Linked DNA regions of Homo sapiens: region 1 is linked to region 2. The links are chromatin contacts, found by Hi-C or POLR2A ChIA-PET in ENCODE. All regions are on one chromosome and are shown on one strand. Each heading gives the region's core, a stretch centred on a gene start or an enhancer-like site at or near the end of the contact. The rest is flanking DNA. Distances are from core to core; before and after follow the strand shown.

Region 1 (5,935 bases), core at 1,659-4,158, 140 kb before region 2:
CCACAATGTTAATGGCAGTTGTATTTGGTTGGTGGGATTAGAGATTATAGCAGTTTCAAAATGTAGTTGCAAATTCTGTCACACTCTTCACAGCTACAGAAAGCATCTGTGCCCCTTCTTTTTGTATGTGGTTAGTCTTGAGACTGCTTTGACCAAAGAGTGTTGTGGAAATGACTCTATGTGAGTGCTAATGCTGGTTAATAAAAGCACTTGCACCATCTGCCTTGGTCTCTGGAACCACTCACTCTTGGAGTCCTCAACTACCCTAACACTACCTACCATGCTGTGAGAAAGCCCAAACTACATTGACAGGGTCTCCAGTAAACAGCCCCAACACAGCCCAGCCTTTCAGTCATCTGGGCCCAGGTGCCAAGCATGTGAGTGAAGAGGCTTCCACCTGAAGATGGTTCCAACTCCCAGATGTTCAGTCTTTCTACCTGAAGTTCCAGATATCTTGGAGCAGAAACAAGACATTCCCGTATCACCCTGCCTGAATTCCAAAGAATCTATGAGCATAACAAAATGGTTGTTTTATGCCACTAATTTTGGGATGGTTTGTTATTCATCAGTGGAAAACTGGAACAGATGTGATGTTTATTCTTTTTATAAGTAAGGAAAAAGTAAACAAAATTTTTAAAAAGCAGGACACATTTTGGGAGGCCAAGGTGGGCGGATCATAAAGTCAGGAGTTTGAGACCAGCCTGGCCAATATGGTGAAACCCCATCTCTACTAAAAATACAAAAATTAGCTAGGCGTGGTGGCGGGCACCTGTAGTCCCAGCTACTCAGGAGGCTGAGGCAGAATTGCTTGAACCTGGAAGGTGGAGGTTGCAGTGAGCCAAGATCATGCCACTGCACTCTAGCCTGGGCTGTCTCAAAAAAAAAAAAAAAAAAGGCACACAGTGTCAGCTGCTTCCCTCAGTAGAACTTTCATTAGATGGGAAGAAAGAAGAAATAGATTGTCTCACCCCTAATGGTCTTTCATATAAGATGTGTCTAATACCTCCTACCTGCCATCATATAAGAGACACCTAAATGTACAGGTTCCAAGGTAGAAAGTGTGTACAGGTTCCAAGGTAGAAAGTGCTTGAAGTAGTGGGGGCATGATTTCCTGCTCTGTCTTTGTAGGGCTAGCCAAGGATATGATGCATTTTCCAGTTGGAAGACAGCTTTAAAAAGCCTGGAGTTGACTTCACAATACACTGAGTATGTAGCACACTGCCCCAAAAAGTCATAACTCCCTCCAAAACACAACCACAGTTAATCAGAATGTTTGAAAAAGTCAGTTCTACTTAATAAAAACTTATTAATCCAGGGTTAAACAAAAACCCTCTTTGCAGAAATCTTTCTAATATATATGAGTTTAATTGTTAGGATAATGGTAGCTGCTATAACAAACCCAACAATGTATAGTGACTTGAACCCAATAGAAGTGTCAGGCATTCTTACTCATGTAACTGTACTGACAGGGTGACCATTGTGGTGGGCCATCCTTCCTCCATTAAGTCATTTGAAGGCTGTATTACTCTGTTCTCACATTGCTATAAAGAACTACCTGAGACTGGGTAATTTATAAGAAAACAGGTTTAATCGACTCACAATTAGGCAGGCTGTACAGTAAGCATGGCTGAAGAGACCTTAGGAAACTTACAGTCATGATGGAAAATGAAGGGGAAGCAGGCACATCTTACATGGCCAGAGAAGGAGGAAGGGAGAAAAGGCAGAGGTGCTACACACTTTTAAACAACCGGATCTCACGAGAACTCACTCGCTATCACAAGAACAGCCAGGGGAAAATCTATCACCATGATCCAATCATCTCCCACCAGCCTCCTCCTCCAACACTGGGGATTACGATTCGACATGAGATTTGGGAGGTGATATAAATCCAAACCATAGCAGAGGCCTATGCTGACAAAGGCTATGCCATCTTCAGCACGTGTGGCTTCTAAAATCACTCCGGCAATTTTCTCCATTTCTGCCAATCGCAAGGGGAGGGAAGAGCACCTAAAAGGGCTTATGAGAGGTTTGACTGACCAAGGGAGGGAACAGAACACATTCCTTTCCATTGGCTAGGACTCGGTCACATGGCTTTCCCTCATTATTAGTGAGGCTTGGAGAATTCATCTATTTGTGAGCCCAGGAAGAAGAGAAAACAAATTGTGGTAAACATTTAGCAGTCTCTATGACAATAGTCTGTATGTTGACTGCAAAGGTGGATGAACAAAACCAAGCCTCCTTTAAAGCAATACAATCTGGCAGAGTCCCTGGGTTATCATTCTGAACATAGATGCTTATTGTTCAAGAGTTAAGAAAATTAGCATGACTGCATTCCAGTTCTATAAATTTAATCTTTATTCAGCATATTGTCATCCACATGTCTTAAAAAATAAAATAAAAAACAAAAAACCTAGTAACTACGTTTTATATAGCAAGGAACACTCATATATATCACTTCATTGTATCCTTACAACAATCCTGTGCAGTATATGTTTTACTCCCTTTCTTCTATGTTTTGTATATAAAGAAATGAGCCCCAGGGAGTTGAATGGCTTGCCCCAACTAGTGAAGCTAAAACTCCAATCCAGGTCTTTTTATTTCCAAATCCATAATCTACAACCATCTGTAGAGAGTTATAATTAAGAGATATGAATGGTCAGGGCCTTTCCATTTCAGTGCAAGTCTGCCCAGCTCCAACTACCAGCATCTGCCTCTCTTTGCTTGAGGACTTCCTCTTGCTGCTAGAGGAGCTAAGCCTCAATTAATAAGACAAGCGTTGTAGTATAAATATCTCAATTTCTTGACCTAGGGGTGAGCGTGACTAAAGTACATTTTTACACTGACTCCCAGAGTTCCCCAATAGAGTCTAGCTCCAGTTACCCTCAGTGGTGACTTGCTCGATAATGCACATTTTATTGGCTGCCTTCCCTTCCCTGACTCACTTTCCTGCTCCCTTGTTGGTATTTCCTTCACCTCCCAATAGACTTTTTTTGCACTTAAATGCTTGTCTTAGGGTCTATTTCTGGGGGAACTCTAAGACAATTGAGTTCCTTGGAAACAATGTTTCTTGCACTTCCTAGCACTCATTACCATTGCTAGTTTAGTCATTAGGTGTGATCTTAATATTGGAAAACCTTTTTCCTTGTCCACAAAGACATAAATTTTAAAAGATATTAGACCTTTGCCTTTTTGGTTTTCTTTGACATTGAATAGAAATTATTTTTACAATTGGTCTTTTTAAGTTCAAATATCATTCATATGCTACAAAACTCACCATTTTAAATCGTACAATTCAGTGGTCTTTAGTATTTTCACAGAGTTAATGTAACCATCACCATTGTCTTAGTCCATATTCTGCTGCTGTAACATATTACTACAGACTAAGTAATTTATAAAGAATAGAAGTTTATTTGCCTCACAGTTCTGGGGCCTAGTAAGTTCAAAGGGCCATATCTGGAGAGGGCCTTCTTGCTGCATCATACCATGGCAGAAGGCATGACATGGTGAGAGAGGGTGAGACTGTGTAAGACAGGGTGGAAATCAGGCTGAACTCATCCTTTTTAGCAGGAACTCATTCTTGGAATAATTAGCCCACTCTCATGATCTATTAGTGAGGCCAGAGCCCTCATGACCTAATTACATCTTAAAGGTCCCACATCTAAATACTGTTACATTGGAGATTAAATTTCTAACGAACTTTGGAGCAGCACATTCAAACCATAGCAACCACTACATAACTCCAGAATCTTTTCATTACACCAAAAGAAAACCCACACCTTCTACTAGTTACTTTCCATTTTCTCCTACCACTAGCCTCTGGCAATCAGTTAAGTAGTTTTTTCTGTGTGGATTTGCCTATTCTGCACATTTCATATAAATGAAATCATTTGACAGACGGACTTTTGAGCCAGGTTTCTTTTAATTAGCATATTGTTTTTAAGGTTCTTAAATGTTGTAGCATGTACCCTCTTTATGGCTGAACAATATTCCATTGTATAGATATACATTATATTTACGTATTCATCAGTTAATGCAAATTTTGAGCTATTTCCACCTTTTGGCTATTATAAATAATGCTGCTATGAACATTATAAATAATGCTGCTATGAACATTTGTGTACAAGTTTTTGTTTGAACACCTGTTTTTAATGCTCTTGGATATATATCTAAGAGTGGAATTGCTGGGTTATATGGTAACTCTATGATTAAACTTTAGAGGAATTGGCAGACTGTTTTCCAAAGTGGCTGAACCATTAGACATTCCCACCAGCAATGTAAGAGGATTCTAATTTTTTCACACCTATGTCAACACTTGTTACTTTTTTTTTTTTTTTAGTTATAGCCATCCTGGGGAGGTTGAAGAGGTATCTCATTGTGGTTTTGATTTACATTTACTTAATGACTAATGGTGGTAAGCATTTTTCAAATAATTATTATATATTTGTACATCTTCTTTGAAGAAATGTCTGCTAAAATTCTTTGCCCTTTTAAAAATTGGGTTATTTTTCTGTTTTGTTGAATTGTCAGAGCTTTTTATATATTCTGGATCCTAGACCCTTATCAAATATTTTGGTTTGCCAATGTTTTTCCCCATTCTTGGAGTTGTTGTTTTACTTTATTGGTAGAATCTTATGTTTTCTTCTAAGAGTTTTATAGTTTTAGTTCTACATTTAAGTCTTTGATCTATTTTGTGTTAATTTTTGTATATGGTGTGAGGTAGGGCTTCAACTTTATTCTTTTGCATGTGTATATTCAGTTGTCCTAGCATCATTTGTTGAAAAGACTGTTGTTTTCCCCACTGAATAGTTTTGGTATCCTTGTCAAAAATCAGTTGAGCCTGGCGTGGTGGCTCGTACCTGTAATCCCAGCACTTTGGGAGGCTGAGACCTCAGGTGGGTCACTTGAGGTCAGGAGTTCAAGACTAGACTGATCAATATGGTGAAACTCCATCTCTACTAAAAATGCAAAAATTAGCCAGGCATGGTGGCAAGCGCCTGTAATCCCAGCTACTTGGGAGGCTGAAGCAAGAGAATTGCTTGAACTCAGGGGGTGGAGGTTGCAGTGAGCCAAGATCACACCACTGCACTCCAGCCTGAGCAACAGAGTGAGATTCTGTCTCAAGAAAAAAAAAATCAATTGACTGTAAATGTATGAGTTTATTTCTGGACTCTCAATTCTATTTCATCGATCTATTTGTCTATCCTTATGCCAGTACCATACTCTCTTGACACTGTAGCTTTGTAGTAAGTTTTGAAATTAGGAAGTGTGAGTCCTCCAACTTGGCTCTTTTTTTTTAAGATTGTTTTAGCTAGTCTGAGTCCCTTGCATTTTCGTCACAGCTGCAGTTCCTTAATGTCTCCTGAAGAACTCTCTAGCATGTACTGTTCTAGCTGAGAAAACCTGAGTCCATGTATTTTCTAAGAGTAGCTCTTGTAATTAGGTAGGAATTGTGTGGCTCCAAATATCTGCTTCACTGGCAGAAACTTAATTATTATACCTTTATTTCTTTAACTCAGAGACTTTTGAAGGACCACAGGAGCCAATCAGGCCAAGGCACAAAGGGAATTCAGGCAATAATCCTGCTGAAGGGTTCAGAGGCAGTCTTGTTAGGGTCACAGATTTCAGAGCTCTACCACTGCTTTCTGTGTGCCTTTGGGTTATATACTTATTTAAAGATCAGTGTCTTCATTTTAAAAAAAGAGATAATAATATCTACCTCACAGAATTATTAAGATGATAAATAGGATCATATATTTTAAGTGCTCAACAGAGTAGTAGACGGAAGACCTTGAATTATCTTTTTAAAACTGACTCTCTTGTTCCAAGCCAGATAAGCTCAAGGGTCAGGAAGTGGGACCTGTGTGTGTACCAGGAGCCCTCCTGAGCCAATGTCTAGACAGGCTTGTGTACCCTGAGAGGCTCCTGCAGTAGGGAC
Region 2 (5,978 bases), core at 1,669-4,168:
TTTTAAACCATAATTATGATATTCTATTAAAATGTCATCCCATTCCTGAATTTCTCCTATACCAAAAAAAAGTGAATGCCTATTTTAAAATGAAACATTCAAAGGGAATAAGAGACCCAACATTACTAAACCTCATTTCAACTTCAATAAAAAGAACTTTGCCTATTAAAAGTTAATACCTAAAGTACACTGCTTGTAATGCTCAACCAAAATGACTCTTAATTACACGTTTTGTTAACCTCTCTCAATGTCAATTTTTTACTTATTTATATATTTCAAAGTCCGAAACAGAATTCCATAGCGAAACTGTAATTATAACATGAGACTCCACCCAAGCTTTTCAAACAGTAACTGTATACCATTGCTTTAATCCTCAGAGTTGGGCTGGGGGTGGGGAAGGAGTCGGGGAGAAAGGGTAAGAGCAGGCCTTCATTCTGAATAGCAGGTTGCTCAAGTTGTCTTTGTACAAAGAGAGATGCATGAAATAGCAAACACAATGAATTAATGGAGCATTGACTTTCAAATATCCATAATGCTATTTTTTGAAAATAGATAATGGCGGCCAAATGCACGGAGGCTGAAAACATAAATTCCAGAGGAGAAATTTGCTTTTATCTCTTACACAACAATTTAGAAATGTAACTTTCTTTTTCATTCTTGGGGTGAGGGGAGGCTTGTTTCGGAAACATCACACTATTATGCTTACTGAAAACCACTATAATCTACTTCTAACATCAGTAAGTTTTTTAAAAAAAATCTTTTAAAAAAAAACCTTCGCCCCAGGATTTTATAGAGCCTAGTGGAAAAAATATGCATGTTCCTTCCTGCACCTAATTACCTCAACTGAAAAATCTGCCAAGTATTTTGCCCTTTAGTTCTCTTAATCGTATTAGGGCAAATGCATTTGGATGCCAATAGAAACAAACATTTAAAGATTTTCACTTAAAAGATTCCAAATATGTATGAAGGCTAAGTTTGAGACACAATGTCCCTTGTGCTTCAAAGACAACATACAGTTTTCTTTCTCCTTTTTTTTTTAAAGGAAATATGAATGTGCTCACGTTATAAAGCTTGATGTCTAGTTTTGAAACAATTTAAGCAAAATAATGTCAATATGTGAGGTTCTCACAATGATTTATGCTTCCTCCTGTTACTTTATTACATTAGACATTCTTTTCTCAAAGCTTTATACTTTTCACTGTGCTCCTAGCAACCAACCAACGGCAAAGCATCAACTTTATATACCTGGCGCTATTCCAATTCTTACTGCTATTGACAATTATATTGAAGTTTCCATTTAATTGCTGCTCTGTTGTGACACCGAATATTTGTCACAATTAGGCATTTCCTATTTTCTGTCCATGCATTTTTTATTATTACTGAAAATGAAATTTTTATTCCAGAAAACCTAAGCATGAAAATTCTACAGATAAGAGTAGCTACAGCTGTTACTATCATTACCAACATTGTAACATGAAGAAAAAAAAAGAGAATATAATTTCTCGGAAGGTAATTTTCCTTTCAGTCTAAGTGCTCTTATTCATCTTGCAGTTACTCAATGATTTCCTGTTCTAATTACAGGACATTATACAGAAAGACATTTGTAAAAGGAAAATGCAGCAGAGCATATGACTAAATAGCTTGAATTGGTTGAAAGTGTTTAAAATTCCAAAGTTGTACATCAACTTTATCAATTCGTGGTTATAGCTCTATGTAAATGTGTACTGTGTCCTGCCGTATTTTTCAATCTCTCTTAAGGTAGTAAACTTAGTACCCAAAGTTAGTACACATCAAAGGGGAAAACACATTTGCAGTTAAACTGATGTTGAAGAGTTGGAGTCAGGGAAGATCAGTTGTGTGTGCGTGTGTGTGTGTGTGTGTGTGTGTGTGTGTATCTCCCTTCCTCATCAAAGCTGTTAAATTGGAGGCATGCCAAAACAAGGAGTGGAAAATATTAATAATAAAAATAAATTAAATGCCTGATTAAAAGGGAAAGAGAACAAGATTCCATCCGGAATAGAAATGAAAATGCCACAAACTATTTCATAAAAACAAACTGTGACGTAAATTACACATCAGTATTGCACTGTTGTGGTTATTTTGAGAAATGGTTTGTACTGTAAGTCAGCTGGTGCTGCCCCACCCTTAATGATTTTGTAATTCTCGACACAGTAAGCAAGTGGGGCAGCCCTGAGATTGCTGAGACAGAAAACAGAACTAGCCATACAGAACTGGCAATAAAAAGATAATGTACTTTTAACATAACAGAACAAGGAGATTGGCTTGGCTTTATTAACTAAAAAAAAACTACTTTAAATGGTCCCCAGCTTGCCATTTGTTTTGCTAAATGGAAACACAGATCTTCCCAGGATAGGCAACGAAAACATCACTGGAGAACTTAAAAAAAAGTAAATGTGGGAAAAATATATCAGTACATGGATGCAAACAAAACAAAGAATATTTCAAACCCAAAACCAAGGGTTTGAACCAGCTGTTTTCAAAAGCAAACCACTTAAAATAGAGGCATAGACAAATACAAAAATATGTATCAAAATGTTACTATCAGCTTTTGCCCTCACTATTGCTTCATCACTCAAGAAAAAAAACATCACAAAACTAAACTATAACCAAACACTGCTACCACTCTGAGTAACAAATGAACGCAGTGGGAAGAAAGCCAACTCCACCTCCAAGGTTGTCCCAAAGGGTCACTGAATTCTAAGCCACGACCGGGAGCCACTTTTTATCTTGAGAATTTTGCAGCTTATTGCCATAGGGTTCATCTTAGCCACATTTAAATTTAAATGTCACACTAGACAGGGATTATGCAACAGGTGAGACTTCATGGCCAGATTGACATGTAGGTAAAGTTGTTACCACATATGAGGTGTTATTCTATGGGGCCTGACTTACCTTAACTTGCTTCCCCGTCACATGGGTTAAACTTTGGCTAGAGTCAGCCATTCACTTTTTTTTTTTTTGAGACAGAGTTTCGCTATTGTTGCCCAGGCTGGAGTGCCATAGCGTGATCTCAGCTCACCGCAACCTCCACCTCCTGGGTTCAAGCGATTCTCCTACCTCAGCCTCCCCAGTAGCTGGGATTACAGGTATGCGCCACCACACCCAGCTAATTTTTTTGTATTTTTAGTAGAGACAGGGTTTCTCCATGGTATTTAAGCTGGTCTCGAACTCCCGACTTCAGGTGATCCGCCCACCTCAGCCTCCCAAAGTGCTGGGATTACAGGCGTGAGCCACCGTGCCTGGCCTCCACAATGATTTTTTAACCATAATACCAAAAGCACATAAGAAAACAACAAACAATAGACAACTGGACTTCATCAAAATTAAAAGCTTTTGTGCATCAATGGACACTATCAATAAAGTGAAAAGACAGTCTTGGAGAGGGGGAAAATATTTGCAAAGCATATACCTGATAAGGGATTAATAACTAGAATACATAAAGAACTCCTGCAACTCAGTAACAAAAAGACAAACCAATTTAAAAATGGCAAAGGACTTTGATGATTCTCCAAAGAATATATATAAATGGCATCTTAAAAAATGCTCTTCATTAGGGAAATGTAAAGCAAAACCACAGTGAGATATTACTTCACACCCAGTAGGATGACTATTATAAAAATGAAAAGAAAAAAATCCCAAGTGTTGGCAAGGATGTGGAGAAATAGGAACCCCTGTGCATTGTTGGTGGGAATGTAAAATGGTGCAGCCATGATGAAAAAGTATGGGACTTCCTTAAAAATTTATATACAGAATTGCCATGTGATAATTCCACTCCTAGGTATATACTCCAAAGAATTAAAAACAAGGACTCAAAAACAGTTATTTACATACCAATGTTGATTGTAGCATTATCACAAAATAGCCAAAAGGTAGAAACAACCCAATAGTTCCTCAATAGATGAACAGATAACAAAATTTGGTGTGTGTGTGTGTGTGTGTGTGTGTGTGTGTACAGGATAAATATTGTGATTCCACTTATACGAGGTATTTAAAAGTGGAATCACAAAACAGGGTGACTCATAGAGACAGAAAATAGAATAGAAGTTGCTAGGTGCAGGGGGTCTAGGAGGGTTGGAAGGAATGGAGAGCTATTGCTTAATGCATACAAAGTTTTTGTTAGGAATGGTGAAAAAGTTCTAGAAATAGATAGTGGTGACAGTTACACAATATTGTGAATGTACTTAATGCCACTGAATTGTGCACTTAAAAATGGTTAAAATAATAAATTTTATGTTATGTCTATTTTACACAACAATGACAAAGAGGGGAACATCTGGGAAGGGTTATATTTTCTGTGTAGATGCATGCTTGGTTGCTCTGGGGAGGAAAAGTGGTGTCTCTCCAATCCACAACTAGAATATATCCTGGAGGGCACAGAATCGGTGTCCTAATTCTTTGGTATCCCTCCTAGACCTTTGAGAGTGCTGACAAATGTAATTGCCTACAGACAGTGTTGCAGTAAACATCTGAGCCTTCTTCCAAAGGATAAGAGCAGTCATTTCATTAGTTCACCACAGGCTCTGAACCAATGACACTTCCTAAAAGGCTGAAGGAATCTGGAGAAGGTTATCTGCCCAACATGACTGTAGCCACTGCCTGGCAGGCCTTTTTTAGACAAAGGGTCATGTGGTTAGGCAGTCATCTCATTTTAGTGACTTTAAAAAATAAAATAATCTCGCCACTTGAGGAGTTTGTCCACCATGCTCTAAGTGCTGAGCCACCTCTGCAACTGCACTGACTTCTGGGAGCTAACATCTGTGTCAAGAGCACTTTTATAGGTTGCATTGTTTTCCTTCACCTTACCGCAGGGCTTCTGGGGCAGCTCAACAAGGAAAGAAGGGAAAAGGCCTCTTGCCTCTGTCAGTGACTCATCTTAAATCAGTGGTCTTCAAAATGGTGAATCTCTCCTTTGAGGGTACGAGAAGACTTTTTAAAGGGAACCTACATAGGGATGGGGCAGATCTTCAACTTAGATACTACTCCACTCCCTAATGCATCTGCCCAAGAATGAGCCAGCAATCAGAACAGCCCATCTCCTTCTTCACCCATCCTCCATCCCTAGTCCTATTATGAGCACTAAAGAGTCAAATCAAAGTATTGGTTTTGGAGATGCTTCCTTATTGATCTATCAAGGAACCTCAAGCCATAGCCTTTTGATCTTTCCCTTTTTGCACATAGTTCTGTTCAAGAGGAAGCTTAGCATTAGAAATAGAGTACTTTGGCCTGTGTTATGATGCTCTAAATTCAGAAAAGCCAAACTAATAAAGGTTAACGATGCTGATCCATTAAAGTGTAGCTGGAATGCACGGCAAGGCTACCAGATTTTTTGACATAAACTGCATAAACCTATGCATAAAAATTTTAGATAATTTATTTTAGAACTGTTGTGCTTTATTAAACACAGATTTAAACTTCAGATTTTTATCAAATCATATGTAATATGTCTTCTAATTATAGTTAATCACCATCTTATTTCATTTCCTATCATGTTTAACATTTTTTACTTATTAACACAAAATTTATTCAAAACATGATTAAAAATGTAGATGTCCACTTAAAACTGGGCAAAGGAATACATGGATTATTTTTTTCAAAAATCTTTTAGAGCAGCATTATTCAATAGAAACACAATGTGAGCCAACTTGTAATTAACACATTGAAAATGTAAACAGAAAACAGGTGAAATTAACTTTAGTAAGCTATTTTATCTAACCCAGTATATCCAAAATATTATTTTAACATGTGATCAATAGAAGTGATTACTGGCCGCACACGGTGGCTCACGCCTGTAATCCCAGCACTTTGGGAGGCTGAGGTGGGCGGATCTTGAGATCAGGAGATCGAGACCATCCTGGCTAATACAGCGAAACCCCGTCTCTACTAAAAATACAAAAAATTAGCCAGGCATGGTGGCACATGCCTGTAGTCCCAGCTACTTGGGAGGCTGAGGCAGGAGA

What was found. Hi-C counts contacts between places; a loop is a spot of excess contacts on that map. ChIA-PET counts read pairs that join two places held with the same protein, here RNA polymerase II (POLR2A). Pooled maps may share reads with other maps.
Region 1: a loop to region 2 is called in a map of endothelial cell of umbilical vein, with 5 times the contacts of the local background. The contact joins two enhancer-like sites. A Hi-C loop is called at or near these places in 1 of 168 maps with a recorded cell type or tissue (endothelial cell of umbilical vein) and 6 of 50 pooled maps. POLR2A ChIA-PET finds 5 or more read pairs at or near these places in 1 of 52 experiments (activated CD4-positive, alpha-beta T cell).

The regions. Positions count from the first base shown.
Region 1 is chr10:62,128,089-62,134,023 of GRCh38, reverse strand. No RefSeq gene overlaps it. Among named protein-coding and RNA genes, the nearest start is that of LINC02621, 130 kb to the left of the region's middle. RefSeq lists a silencer at 79-148. Within about 2 kb of position 2,908, at least 3 of the 41 ENCODE cell types and tissues checked have a DNase peak (open chromatin) inside an H3K27ac peak, as active enhancers do; they include endothelial cell of umbilical vein, where a contact is called at or near this core.
Region 2 is chr10:61,989,036-61,995,013 of GRCh38, reverse strand. The region is part of intron 3 of ARID5B (AT-rich interaction domain 5B); the gene reads right to left. Among named protein-coding and RNA genes, the nearest start is that of ARID5B, 90 kb to the right of the region's middle. Within about 2 kb of position 2,918, at least 26 of the 41 ENCODE cell types and tissues checked have a DNase peak (open chromatin) inside an H3K27ac peak, as active enhancers do; they include endothelial cell of umbilical vein, where a contact is called at or near this core.